Linked DNA regions of Homo sapiens: regions 1 and 2 are each linked to region 3. The links are chromatin contacts, found by Hi-C or POLR2A ChIA-PET in ENCODE. All regions are on one chromosome and are shown on one strand. The core of a region is the stretch at or near the end of the contact, and the rest is flanking DNA. Distances in the headings are between cores, read along the strand shown. Region 1 has its middle 51 kb from the start of B3GNT2. Region 2 has its middle 100 kb from the start of MIR5192. Region 3 has its middle 40 kb from the start of REL-DT.

Region 1 (3,964 bases), core at 46-2,545, 1.3 Mb before region 3:
ACCTCAGGCTGAGTAACAGTGAACTCAGGAGCTGGAGCAGTCCATTCACCCTGAAATTCCTCCTTGGTCACTGCCTTTTCAGCAGCAGCCTGCTCTTCTCTTTCAATCTCTTCAGGATCTCTGTAGAAGTACAGATCAGGCATGACCTCCCATGGGTGTTCACAGGAAATGGTGCCACGCATGCGCAGAACTTCCCGAGCCAGCATCCACCACATCAAACCCACTGAGTGAGCTCCCTTGTTGTTGCATGGGATGGCAATGTCCACATAGTGCAGAGGAGAATCTGTGTTACACAGCGCAATGGTAGGTAGGTTAACATAAGATGCCTCCATGAGAGGCTGGTGGTCAGCCCTGGGGTCAGTAACCACAAGAAGCCGTGGCTCCCGGAAGGCTGCCTGGATCTGGTTAGCGAAGGTTCCAGGAGTGAAGCGGCCAGCAATTGGAGTGGCTCCAGTGGCAGCAGCAAACTTTAGCACGGCCCTCTGGCCAGTATTCCTGGAGGATATAACACTGACATCAGCAGGGTTTTCAATGGCAACAATAGCACGAGCTGCCAGCAGAAGCTTCTCCCAGGTCCTCTTCAGATTTATGATATAGATGCCATCACTTTTCCTTTTATAGATGTACTGTTCCATCTGGAAGTCAAGATTGGTGCCACCTAAGTGAGTTCCTGCTGCAAGGAACTTAAGGACATCCTCCTCCTTCATTTGCAGGACATCAAGGGCTCCGGACATTGTGAAAGTTTCCCTTTAAGTTACGATGGGAATCCAGAACAACGCCGTATGGACCCCTCTGCAGGTAGCGTGGAAAGGACTTTTTTTTTTTTTTAATAAGTAGAGAGTATACTTAAAAGATAAAAAGCACAGTATAGTAAGTACATAAACCAGTAACACACTTATTATCAAGTATTATGTATTGCACATAATTGTGTTATATTTTTATATGACTGGCAGTGCAGTAGTTTATTTATACCAGCATCACCACAAACACATAAATAATGTGCTATGACACTAGTGATGGGAATTTTTCAGCTCCATTATAATCTTATGGGACCATTGTCACACATGTCATCTGTCATTGACTGAAACATCGTTACGCGGAGCATGACTGTAGATATTCTCATACACTGCTTGTGAAAGTATACATTGGTTGGGCTACTTTAGAGGGCTATTTGCCAATATTTATATGCATTCTGAGTTTGAGAGATTCTGAGAACTATGCTGGAGCCACTTCATACCAGCTAACAGAGCTGATTGTGCATTCATGTCTCATTAGTAGTTTGAAATCGGCCATGGTGGAAGAATTCACACCATGGAAATTGGCAAATGCTACAAATCAGCCCCACTTCCTCTTTTTGGAAGACTGGTTGTTAAACATTTATTAGTACTCTAAAGTCTATTTGACAGTGTCTACAATAAAAAAAAGAAAGAAAGAAAGAAAAAGCACATAACCCATGATACAGTATTCCTGTTTTCTAAGATATATTTGTACATGTAAACAGGGATGCATGTTCAAGGATGTTCACAGCAGCATTATTTGCAATGGAAAATTGAAGACAACCTAAAAACCCACTCATTGATAGTGTAAACCAAAAAGCATCTGAGACAGGTCTCAATTGATTAAGACGTTTACTTTGCCAAGGTTAAGGACCGTGGCCCATGCTGCAGCCTCAGGAGGTCCTGAGAACATGTGCCCAAGATGGTGGGATTGCGGCTTGGTTTTAGGGAGACAGAAGTTATGGGCAAAGACATAAATCAATACATGGAAGGTATACATTGGTTTTGGCCTGGAATAGGGGGACATCTCAAAGTGGGAGTTGGGGGCTGTTTCTAGGTCACAGGTGGATTGAGAGATTTCCTGACTGGCAGTTGGTTCAAAGAGTTAAGCTCTGAGTGAAGAGTTGAAGTCAGCTTGAGTTATGGTAAGGGGGGAATGTTTTGGAAGCCAAGGTTTTTGTCATGTAGGTGAAACCTCCAAAGAACAAGCTTCAGAGATAATAGATGTGACAGTCTCTTATCTGACCTAAAAGGTGTCAAACTCTGTGGAAAAACCTAGTAGAGGAAGGAGATTCTCTAAAAAAATGCAAATTTCCCCCACAAGGGACAGCTTTGCAGGGCCATTCAAAGTATGTCGAAGAAATATATTTTGGGGTAAAATATTCTGATCTCCTTCCGGGCCTGCTGTCTGTCATGAGATGTTACATCAGAGTCAGGTTGGAATTTGATCTTATTGCTACAAAGAGTCTGTTTTGTCGGTCTTAAAATCTCTGTTTTAATGTTAATGCTGGTCAGTTGGGTCTAAACTCCAAAAAGAGAAGGGTATATAATGAGACCTTCCCCCTCTCTTCCTGTCATGGCCTGAACTTCTAACCACCCCTCTTCCTGTCATGGCCTGAACTTTTTCAGGTTTTTTTTGGGATCCCCTTGGCTGAGGGGGTACATTCAGTTGGTTGGGGAGATTAGAATTTTGTTTTTGGTTTATAATAGGAAACTCAAAAACAAAAACCTCCAGCCTATTCTAAATGGAACACTATGCAGCAGTTAAAATTAATAAACTAAATTTATATAAACTGTTGGGAGAAAAAACTTCTCTACCAATTTAGGTCCAATTGGTCGGTGGCCTGTGAATCAACTGACAATACACAGATTAACAGGAGAAAAACGTACTACATATGCGAAGGTACCCTAAAGAGAGTAGCTCCCAGAATAGCTGGGGGGGAAAAAATCACACAGCCATAAAAGAGAATAAAATCGTATCCTTTGCAGCGACATGGATGCAGCTGGAGGCCATTATCCTAAGCAAATTAATGCAAGAACAGAAAACCAAATACCACATGTTACAAGTGGGAGCTAAACTGTGGATTCTTATAGACATAAAGACGGCAATAATAGCTACTAGGGACTACTGGGGTTGAAAGACTAACTACTGGGTACTATGTTCACTACCCGGGTGACAGAATCATTCATATGCCAAATGTCAGCATCACACAATATACCTAAAGTATCAAACATGCACATGGACCCCTAAATCTATGAACACAATTAATGGCTAAACTTCTAGGTGCAAAACTAGGGATGGCATTTGGGCTGTAAAGAATGGCACAGGCTGTGGTTACCCCAGTAACCACTTTCTTCCAGGACTCACTCAAGGCAATAGGGACTTGCTTGGTCTTGCCCCTTCTGTTATGGTTCCAGGGGTGGTTGCCCAAAGGTGATGCAAGTTGATTCTCCCAGGGATGGGTCCCCAGTGAGAGCTCTCAAGCTATTCAGGGACCTTCAGAGCCAAATTCCCCTAGCATTTTGTTCAACTCTTCCCCATGTGTACAGGGACAAGGAAGGGTTTTGCATTATCCTTTCCCATTTGTTGAAATTACATCTATAAGAACTGATGAAGAGAAGGGTCAGTTTTTTCCACCTGTCTCAGGGAACTGGGTGGGCCTGATAACTCTCCCACTACATGCTCCTGGCCCCAGATTATCTGGTTACTTATTTTTAAACTTCCTGATATTAGGGGAAAAGATTTTTCCCTAAATTCCCTATAAGTGATATTTGAAGCGGTGGTACGCCACCCAGCAAATGGCTGTATCCAGTTTTAATGGTTCATAAAGTAACTTATGAAGTGACTTGTTTTCTTTCAATTCAAAGGAAGTCTGGGGAAAGGCACCATTCATTCATTCAAGATGGGGTCTCAATATGTTGCCCAGGATGGTCTTGAACTCCTGGGCTCAAGGATCCTCCTGCCTCAGCCTCCTGAGTAGCTAGGATTACAAATGTGGCAGTTTGAAAGGCACTTTCTTGGTCTATGTGGTCCGCCTGTACCCAGATGATTTGGAGCCTCACCTTTAGTCCCACCCTGGCCAGCCAAACCAGGGTCAGCCTGGGGCTCCAGGAAAAAATGAAATGTTACATGGCCTTACTTGCCTTTTTCTGCTATTCATAGGCTGATATTGGTTGATAGTAAATAT
Region 2 (4,131 bases), core at 1,313-3,812, 1.5 Mb before region 3:
TAGAAGGACAGTGCTGTTTTAGATGACAAAACTGAAGCCTCACAGCAAACCTCAGTGAAATAGCCAAGGTCTAAAAGCTCAGATTACCTCATGCCTAGCTCAGAACTATTAGAATAATAATTGAAGCAGCAAGGAGCCTTGAGGCGACACCTAGAAGCTGGCAACCAACCCTACTACTGGTCTATGCTCTTGGGACAGCCTTGCCTCCTGGGATAATGGCAGCTCTGTTACCCTCCAGGAGATAGAGAATGGTGTGTTTCTGGCATTGAGGCCTAGCCAGGCCAGGGTGGGCAGAGGTGGCTGCTATACAATGGGCTCTGGAGCCAGACCGACAGGGTTCCCCCCAGCTCTGCCACTCTCTAGCTATATGGGCATGTTATCTGACCTCCCTGGGCCTCTGTTTCCTCATCTGCAAAATGGGGATAATAATAGTTGCCACCTCAGAGGGCAGTTGTGAGGATTAAGTGAATTAATACAGTATGTGACATGCTTAGAACAGCACTGGACACAGTAAGCCCTTAATAAAAGCTAGCTCTTGTGATTATTGAAAAACATGATGCTCTACTCAGATCTGACAAGACCTTAGCTACAAAAAATATAAATCATCAAGCAGACTGTCTGATATGTGTATTTTTATTAAGTGTAAGAATGAACCTCGGCTGGGTGCAGTGGCTCACGCCTGTAATCCCAGCACTTTGGGGAGGCCAAGTTGGGCAGATCACTTGAGATCAGGAGTTCGAGACCAGCCTGGCCAACATGGTGAAACCCCATCTCCACTAAAAATACAAAAAATTAGCCAGGCATTGTGGTGCATGCCTGTAATCTCAGCTGCTCGGGAGGCCAAGGCAGGAGAATTGCTTGAACCCGGGAGGTTCATTCGTGACCCCTCTATCTCAATTCCTGCTTCTGTGGAATGGGGATTGCTCTCTGCCTCACAGAGATTTTGTGAGCAGGAAAGGCACAGAGTAGGACTCACAGCAGCTAATAAATAAGTTTGTCTCCTTGGTTTATAATGGCCAAGCTCATGCACCCTCAGAATAAGTACAGAAGGTGAGGAGACTGTGCAAGTAAACATGGTAGGTACAGGTGACCCGGGTCCAAGCCCCTTGTTGGGCCAGGTGTTCCCTTTTCCTTCCTCTCTCTCAGGCCTGCTTAGGGATTAGAGGGTGGGAGAGCCAGTCAAGAGCAGGTTGCCATCCTCCAGCAGCACGGAGGTCTGTGATGGTCTGGGATGTGACAGGGACCTGTGGCTGATTTCTAACCAGCCTTCTAACCAGTTGAAGAGCTGGACCAGCTTTCTGTGCTGCAGAAAGCTGCAGCGGGGTTGACAGACAGACTTGCACTCACACCCTGGGCACATCACCTTCTGCAGACCTTATGGGCCTCACCTATAAAGCAGGGATAATAGAGCCTACCCCACAGACCTCTTCTGAGGATTCCAGATGGTACTTGGGAAAGCACCTTGCAGGGCACCTGGCATCTAGCACGCTTCTGTAAAAGCCACTCGGATGCGACATTCCTAGCCCACGTGGTTGCTCTTTGGTTTTCCTTTTCTGTAAAATGGTGATGATAAAACTACCACCTCCCAGGTTTAACATGAGCATGAGATAAGGCAGGGCACAGAGGAAACGTCGATAAAGGACAGCTACGAGGGATGTTACATGCTTTTACACTTATTATTCCTGTGAACCAAGAGTTTGGATAGCGCTCCGATCCTTGATAAAGGGCCTTTCCAACTAATCTCAGGGACCACTCCTACAAGAATCACATAAGCATGGCAACTGCTCCCTGCCTTCTACAACTTCCTGGCTGGCACAGATCAGGGACTCGCCCACAGGTCTCCTTGCTAGGCAGGCTCCTCGGCCCCTCCCTGGTGCCCTGTCAGCTCTAGGCTTTCTTGCCCCCTCATCAGGCAGTGCCTACCCACCCCTCATAGAAACCCACATGTACAGAGGGACTCAGGTTCAAGGCCTTCTCTTTTTTGGTTGCCCCGTAGATAAGCACTCATGGCATTTTAGTTTTGTAAGTTTCACAGCAGATAATTACAGGAAAACAGATAGGGGATGGTCAAAAGAGCAAATCCCAGGAAGGTGCGAAGTCCTCCCAGGCTGGTCCTGACTTTCTGGGAATAGGAAGTGTTACTCCTGAAGACTGTGGCGATTCATAGGACTTTTATATTGAACATGGGACCAGGACACCGAGAGGCAGGTCAGCCCTGGAGAAATTTCAGCCAGTGCTAGTTTCCTGTCAGGAAGGGCAGGGGAGAAATGGGCAGCTTCCACTCTTCACAAAGGATAGCAGTGAATGAACTCCACTGCTACAGAGACAAACCCCTCAGGTCCTGGCTGAAGACAGACGAGGCAGCCAGCAATCTCAGATGCCTTACCTATTTCCAGGGGACAGGGGGCTGGACACAGAGAGGAGGGTCACCAGCCTGGCACAGAGAACACAGAGAGCAGAAAACTGAGCCAAGAAGGCTGCCCCCTCCAAGTGTTTACCTGAAATATTCACAAACATGATGAGTCACAGAAAGAAAGCAGAAAAACCAGTAAGATGTGTAACCAGATTCTCTTCCACAAAGCAAGGAGAAGTTGTGGCAATAATGCCAGTGGGCACGGTGTGCTCTGCTGAGGGCCCTGCTTGAGAAACCTGTGTCTCCACCACACTTTCGGCCTCAGCTAAGGTTGAGAAGGGAAACTGACAACTGTGCCAGGGCAGGAAAGTCCCTGCAGGAAGCCTGCTGCTGGTCTGGGTTACCAGGGCAACTGGCAGCTGCTCTCTTCTCTTGAAAGAGAATGGACTTGGGAGGCCCAGATGGGCTCTGCCCTAGTAGCCCAAATAAGAAGGCTTAACCTTAGACAGCATCAAATAACATCGGAGTACGCCGCCCCCACAGCACTTCCCATGCATCCCCATCTGATTTCATCTACCTCTCAGGAGAGCCGGGTGCAGGGTGATTATAACCATTCCATTCCACAGTGGAGAAAACTGAGATCCGGAGACACTAAGTCACTTGCTTAGATTTACATGACTAAGAATTAGTTTGGATCCATCTGGGCATGGTGGCTCACACCTATAATCCCAGCACTTTGGGAGGCTGAAGTGGGCGGATCACTTGAGGTCAGGAGTCCGAGACCAGCCTGGACAACATGGTGAAATGCCATCTCTACTGAAAATACAAAAACAAAAACAAAAACAACCAACCAAACAGACAAAAAACTAGCCAGGCTGGGGGCTTATGCCTGTAATCCCAGCTACTTGGGAGGCTGAGGAAGGAGAATTGCTTGAACCCGGGAGGTGGAGGTTGCGGTGAGCCGAAATCGCACCACTGCACTCCAGCCTGGGTGACAGAGGGAGACTCTGTCTCAAAAAAAAAAAAAAAAAAAAAAAAATAGAATTAGCTTGGATCCTACCTGAGTCTTTAAACACCAAGTCTAGTGAACATCCCCCTACACAGTCTGGCTGCCGAATCAAGAGCTTGGGTTTTTTCAGTGCTCTCATATCTATGAATGCATGCATTCTGTTTGCAAAATACCAGGCATGGATCATACCCCTCTTCATCTCCCACATCAGAGATGTGAAACGGCCGTGCAAGGAGGCAGGGCTGCCACGGCAGCAGTTTGAGTGGGTAGCCAACATCTGACCGAGACTCGAATCCAGAGCTTTTTCCATGACACCAGCTGGCTGCCTTGCCCCTCACCACATCTGGAAAAAATGACTCAGGTGACAGCAGGCTAATCATGTCATCCTTGTGACTGCAGGTGCCACGTCGTTTATGAAGCACTTTAAAGTGGGAACGCTTGCCCTGGCTTTCCCCCAGGCCTTTATTAAGTAAAGGTCATGCTGTTTGTTAAGATTTGAGCACACTGGTGGCTGGCTCACAGGAAAGAGCTTCATAAGCTGTGCCTGAGATAAGGTTGCTTCTGGAGGCCTCTCTGCAGAGAAGAGCGAAGCCCACCCCCACTGCCTGGCTGGTTGGATAATAAGACTCAGAAGCTCCAGTTCTCCCTGTCCCGTCTGGCCTCTGTGAATTGTCTGACTGCACTGCCACTTTTCTCACCTGCCTGAGGTTACTGTCCCAGAACCACCTGACCGCACAAGAAAGGCGGGAGCAAAGATAGGTTCAGGCCC
Region 3 (4,191 bases), core at 1,322-3,821:
TGATATACCCAGTTATGCAAATATAAAAAAATGTATGCTTTGTGATAATTCACTGAGTTGCACACATGACTTGTGCACTTTTTTGGCTATTTATATATTACTTCAACTAGAAAACAAAACTGGCTGGGCACGATGGCTCATGCCTGTAATCCCAGCACTTTAGGAGGCTGAGGCACAAGGATTGCTTGAGCCTAGGAGTTTAAGGCTGCAGTAAGCCATGACTGAACCACTGCACCCCAACCCTGGGCAATGGAGCAAGACCCTGTCTCAAAAACAAAACACACACAGAAAAAAAACAAAAAGCAAAACTGCTGCTTAGTTTCCCACCCCAGACCAATTAAATTAGAAGCCTGCGGGTGGGGCCCGGGACAGGTGTTTTCAGGAGTGCAGCCAGGGGTGAGAACACTGCCCTCTCCTTTGTTGGTGCCATTCCGTCCCAGGGGGAAGATCGAGGACTGTGTCTGGGTGCTGCTGAAAGTGCCTCTAGGTGGTGGGGGGACAGGGCTGTCTTCGGGAGGGAAGGAAGGCAACAGGAATGGCCCACACCTCCACACCTCTGAAAGTGAGGACAGGCTTCTCCCCTGAGGTAGTGAATGAAGACTACCACCAGCCTTCAGGGGCTGCTCCTGACCGTCCTCCCTTAAGCAATTCCTGAATTTAATTTCAGGCTTACTATTCAGAACAGTTGCAGCTTTTCGGTATTTTTATTTGCCTGGTCCTTTGTGGAGGTTTTGTCTCTTCATTTGTATTTTTGTGTTTTACTGTAGTGGCCTAGTTTAAATTCTTTTCTGTCTTCCTTTTAATACTATAATCTCTTAGCCTACAAATTAAACAACCACATCCAATTGTGCCATCATCTGCCAGGTGGTGTGGGCTGGTTTTCTAACTCTTGTCCTACATGTGAGGGACAAATTCTGAATGCATGCCACTCTTAGTCTTCGCTATTCGCGACTATTCTCAATTAAGAAAAGGCTTATAAACGTGGAGACCCTTTAGTATCTCCTGACTTTATTCTGATTTCTTTTTTCTATGGATCTCCTCTGTGGAGATATTCTGGTTTCATAAATGAAAAACATTTATGGGTCAAGCTATGTAGCTTGATAAAAGATCCTACTACAATTTTAACAAATCAGGGGTTTTACCAAAATAATACCACTAGACCTCAACTTAAATAGCATTTTAACAAGACTGTGGCCTCTTTAACATTTGTTAAAATAGCTAGATATAGATTTTTAAAGTTATTTTTATTACATAATATTGAAGATATTATCAAAAGAAATAAACTTTGTTATAATTCTAAACTCATAGCAAAAATTATATAGATTTTGTGTATTATATAGATTATATAAGGACCTTGAAATAATGCACAAATGTCTTTCTAGATGCAAACACATTCTTCATATGACCATTATAATTTCTGAAAGAAAATCTGTATACATACATATGTATTATGTGGGAAAAAAAAGCCATCTACTGTGGCTATCATCGGATTATGAATGATTTCACATGTTTTCACTTTTTTTTTTTTTTTTTTTTTTTTTTGAGGTGGAATCTCACTCTCGTCCAGGCTGGAGTACAGTGGTGCCATCTCGGCTCACTGCAACCTCTGCGTCCTGGGTTCAATCAATTCTCCTGCCTCAGCCTCCTGAGTAGCTGGGATTACAGGCACATGCCACCATGTCCGTCTACTTTTTGTATTTTTAGTAGAGGTGGAGTTGCACCATGTTGGCCAGGCTGGTCTCAAGCTCCTGACCTCAGGTGATCCACCTCCCAAAGTGCTGGGATTACAGGCATGAGCCACCGCGCCCGGCCTGTTTTCACTTTTGTTTGTATTTTTTTGCTTCAGTAAAAAAGAGTTGAGAATAAGTAGAAAATAAGAAATATAGGCATCCTTCTGTATGTTGCAATGAAGGTCTTAATAGCAAAGAAACTGGCTTCTGGGACCAGCAGTATCAGCATCACCTGGGAACTTGTTAGAAATGCAAATTCTTGAGCCCACCCCAGACCTGCTAAATTAGAAACTCTGGGGGTAGGTCCAGCAATCTGCTTTAAGGAAACCTCAAGGTGACTCTGATGCATACTAAATTTGAAGACCACTGTTCTAAAGGATAGCACAAAACCAATTTGGCAAATGCTTAAGAGAGATCCAGTCTGGGAATAGATGTTTTGTTTTGTTCAATTTGGTCTCTGCCCCTTCCCTTCCTCAGCCAACCCGATTCATCTTGCTGCAATCAAACCTGTACCAGTGTTTCTCAACCCTGGCTGGGGAGCTCTTAAAAATGCCTGTGCCCAGGTGTCTCTCCAGGCCAATCTAATCACACCCTCTGTGGATGGGTCCCGGGCATCCAGGTGCTCCTGCTGTGCGCCAGGCTTGACAAATTCTGTTCTATATTCAGGTACTTTTGCGGTTGAAACAGATGATTGTTAACACCTGCCCTCAACTTCTTTCATTTATTTCCTGCAGACTCTGTGAAGCAGAACTCGGGCCTCTAGCGTCTGCTAGTCTAGATCTAAAGGTGTTTCCTGAGGGACAGTTTGGCCTGGCATGCAGGTACCTCTGCAGACCACAACAGTGCACCGAAAACACCCCCTCCCAGCACGCACACAAGTCTGGCTCCTCAGCCAAACATCAAACACCAACACTGCTGCCCATGCCAGATGCCAAGTGAGATAATGTGTGTTATACCCTTAGTGTGTTACAAAGAGAAAAGATTAATAAATGTTAGCTATCCTTATCTTCATTATCTAAATAAGGCATGTGGATCTCTTTTCATTTAAACTCACAAAATACCTGCTTAGAAGGCCTATCATGGTTGTTTCATCTTGAATTTTGTAACCATCAACTTTCATGTGAAGCCAGTGAGGGACCACTCACAGTCATGAGGGATGTTCTAAGCCAGCAGTTCTTAAAATGTGTATCACACGGGATCTTGTTAGAAATGTAAACTCTGGGCCCGGCACGGTGGCTCACGCCTGTAATCCCAGCACTTTGGGAGGCCGAGGCAGGCGGATCACGAGGTCAGGAGATTGAGACCATCCTGGCTAACACAGTGAAACCCCGTCTCTACTAAAAATACAAAAAATCAGCTGGGCGTGGTGGGCACCTGTAGTCCCAGCTACTCGGGAGGCTGAGGCAGGAGAATGGCGTGAACCCGGAAGGCGGAGCTTGCAGTGAGCCGAGATCACGCCACTGCACTCCAGCCTGGGTGACAGAGCAAGACTCCGTCTCAAAAAAAAGAAAAGAAAAGAAATGCAAACTCCGCTAGGCCTGGCGGCTTGTGCCTGTAATCCCAGTGCTTTAGGAGGCTAAGGTGGGAGAATTCTTCAGCTCAGGAGTTCAAGACCAGCCTGGGGAACATAGTGAGACCGCCCCCCACTGCCCCCACTCCACCACTTCCCTGCTCATAAATGAATGAGTAAAAAGAAATGCAAATTCTTTATTTTATTTATTGTTTTTGAGACAGGGTCTCACTCTGTTGCCCAGGCTGGAGTGCAGTAGCTCCATCTCGGCTCACTGCAGCCTCCATCTCCTGGGTTCAAGTGATTCTCCTGCCTCAGCCTCCCGAGTAGCTGGGATTACAGGCACCTGCCACCATGCCCAGCTGATTTTTGTATTTTTAGTAGAGGTGGGGTTTCACCATGTTGGCCAGGCTGATCTGGAACTCGTGGCCTCAAGCCATCCACCCGCCTCAGCCTCCCAAAGTGCTGGGACTACAGGTATGAGCCACCATGCCCAGCCAAGAAATGCAAATTCTTGAGGCCTACCTCAGTACTACTATATCAAAAACCCTGGAGGTGGTGCCCAGCCACCCATTTTCACAAGGCCCCCTGTGTTTCTGATGCATGCTCAGGTTTAAGAACTGCTGCTCTAAGCCTTCAGCCTCTCGAGCTTGTTGGAAATGCATGACCTCAGGCCCCACCCCAGATGACTGATTTAGAATCCCCAGGTCATTCAGATGCACATTAGAGCTTGAAAAGCACTGCTCTCGACTGTCCCCCACGGTCAGATTAGAATTAGAGCACCAGAAAGGGGTACTCTTAGATCAAAGCTTCTCGGCACCCCACAGAAATGCTGTCACAAGACAACAATTTAGGTGTAAGAAATCAACACATGAAAGACATTTCTGTATCTGTGAAAAAGAATTTTACTGCCATTCACCATCCCTGGATAAAGATTCTGTCAGCTTTCTT

The links. Hi-C counts contacts between places; a loop is a spot of excess contacts on that map. ChIA-PET counts read pairs that join two places held with the same protein, here RNA polymerase II (POLR2A). Pooled maps may share reads with other maps.
Region 1: a pooled map shows a loop between it and region 3 (7-fold over the local background). The contact joins two enhancer-like sites. A Hi-C loop is called at or near these places in 1 of 37 single-sample maps with no recorded cell type and 3 of 50 pooled maps. POLR2A ChIA-PET finds 5 or more read pairs at or near these places in 1 of 52 experiments (CD4-positive, alpha-beta T cell).
Region 2: a map with no recorded cell type shows a loop between it and region 3 (5-fold over the local background). The contact joins two enhancer-like sites. A Hi-C loop is called at or near these places in 2 of 37 single-sample maps with no recorded cell type and 3 of 50 pooled maps.

The regions. Positions count from the first base shown.
Region 1 is chr2:62,143,147-62,147,110 of GRCh38, reverse strand. It overlaps the pseudogene RPSAP26. Among named protein-coding and RNA genes, the nearest start is that of B3GNT2, 51 kb to the left of the region's middle. Within about 2 kb of position 1,295, at least 3 of the 41 ENCODE cell types and tissues checked have a DNase peak (open chromatin) inside an H3K27ac peak, as active enhancers do.
Region 2 is chr2:62,305,527-62,309,657 of GRCh38, reverse strand. No RefSeq gene overlaps it. Among named protein-coding and RNA genes, the nearest start is that of MIR5192, 100 kb to the right of the region's middle. RefSeq lists enhancers at 2,566-2,855, 3,576-3,645, 3,686-3,755, 3,321-3,846, 3,847-4,131. Within about 2 kb of position 2,562, at least 18 of the 41 ENCODE cell types and tissues checked have a DNase peak (open chromatin) inside an H3K27ac peak, as active enhancers do.
Region 3 is chr2:60,839,336-60,843,526 of GRCh38, reverse strand. No RefSeq gene overlaps it. Among named protein-coding and RNA genes, the nearest start is that of REL-DT, 40 kb to the left of the region's middle. RefSeq lists an enhancer at 2,039-2,458. Within about 2 kb of position 2,571, at least 5 of the 41 ENCODE cell types and tissues checked have a DNase peak (open chromatin) inside an H3K27ac peak, as active enhancers do.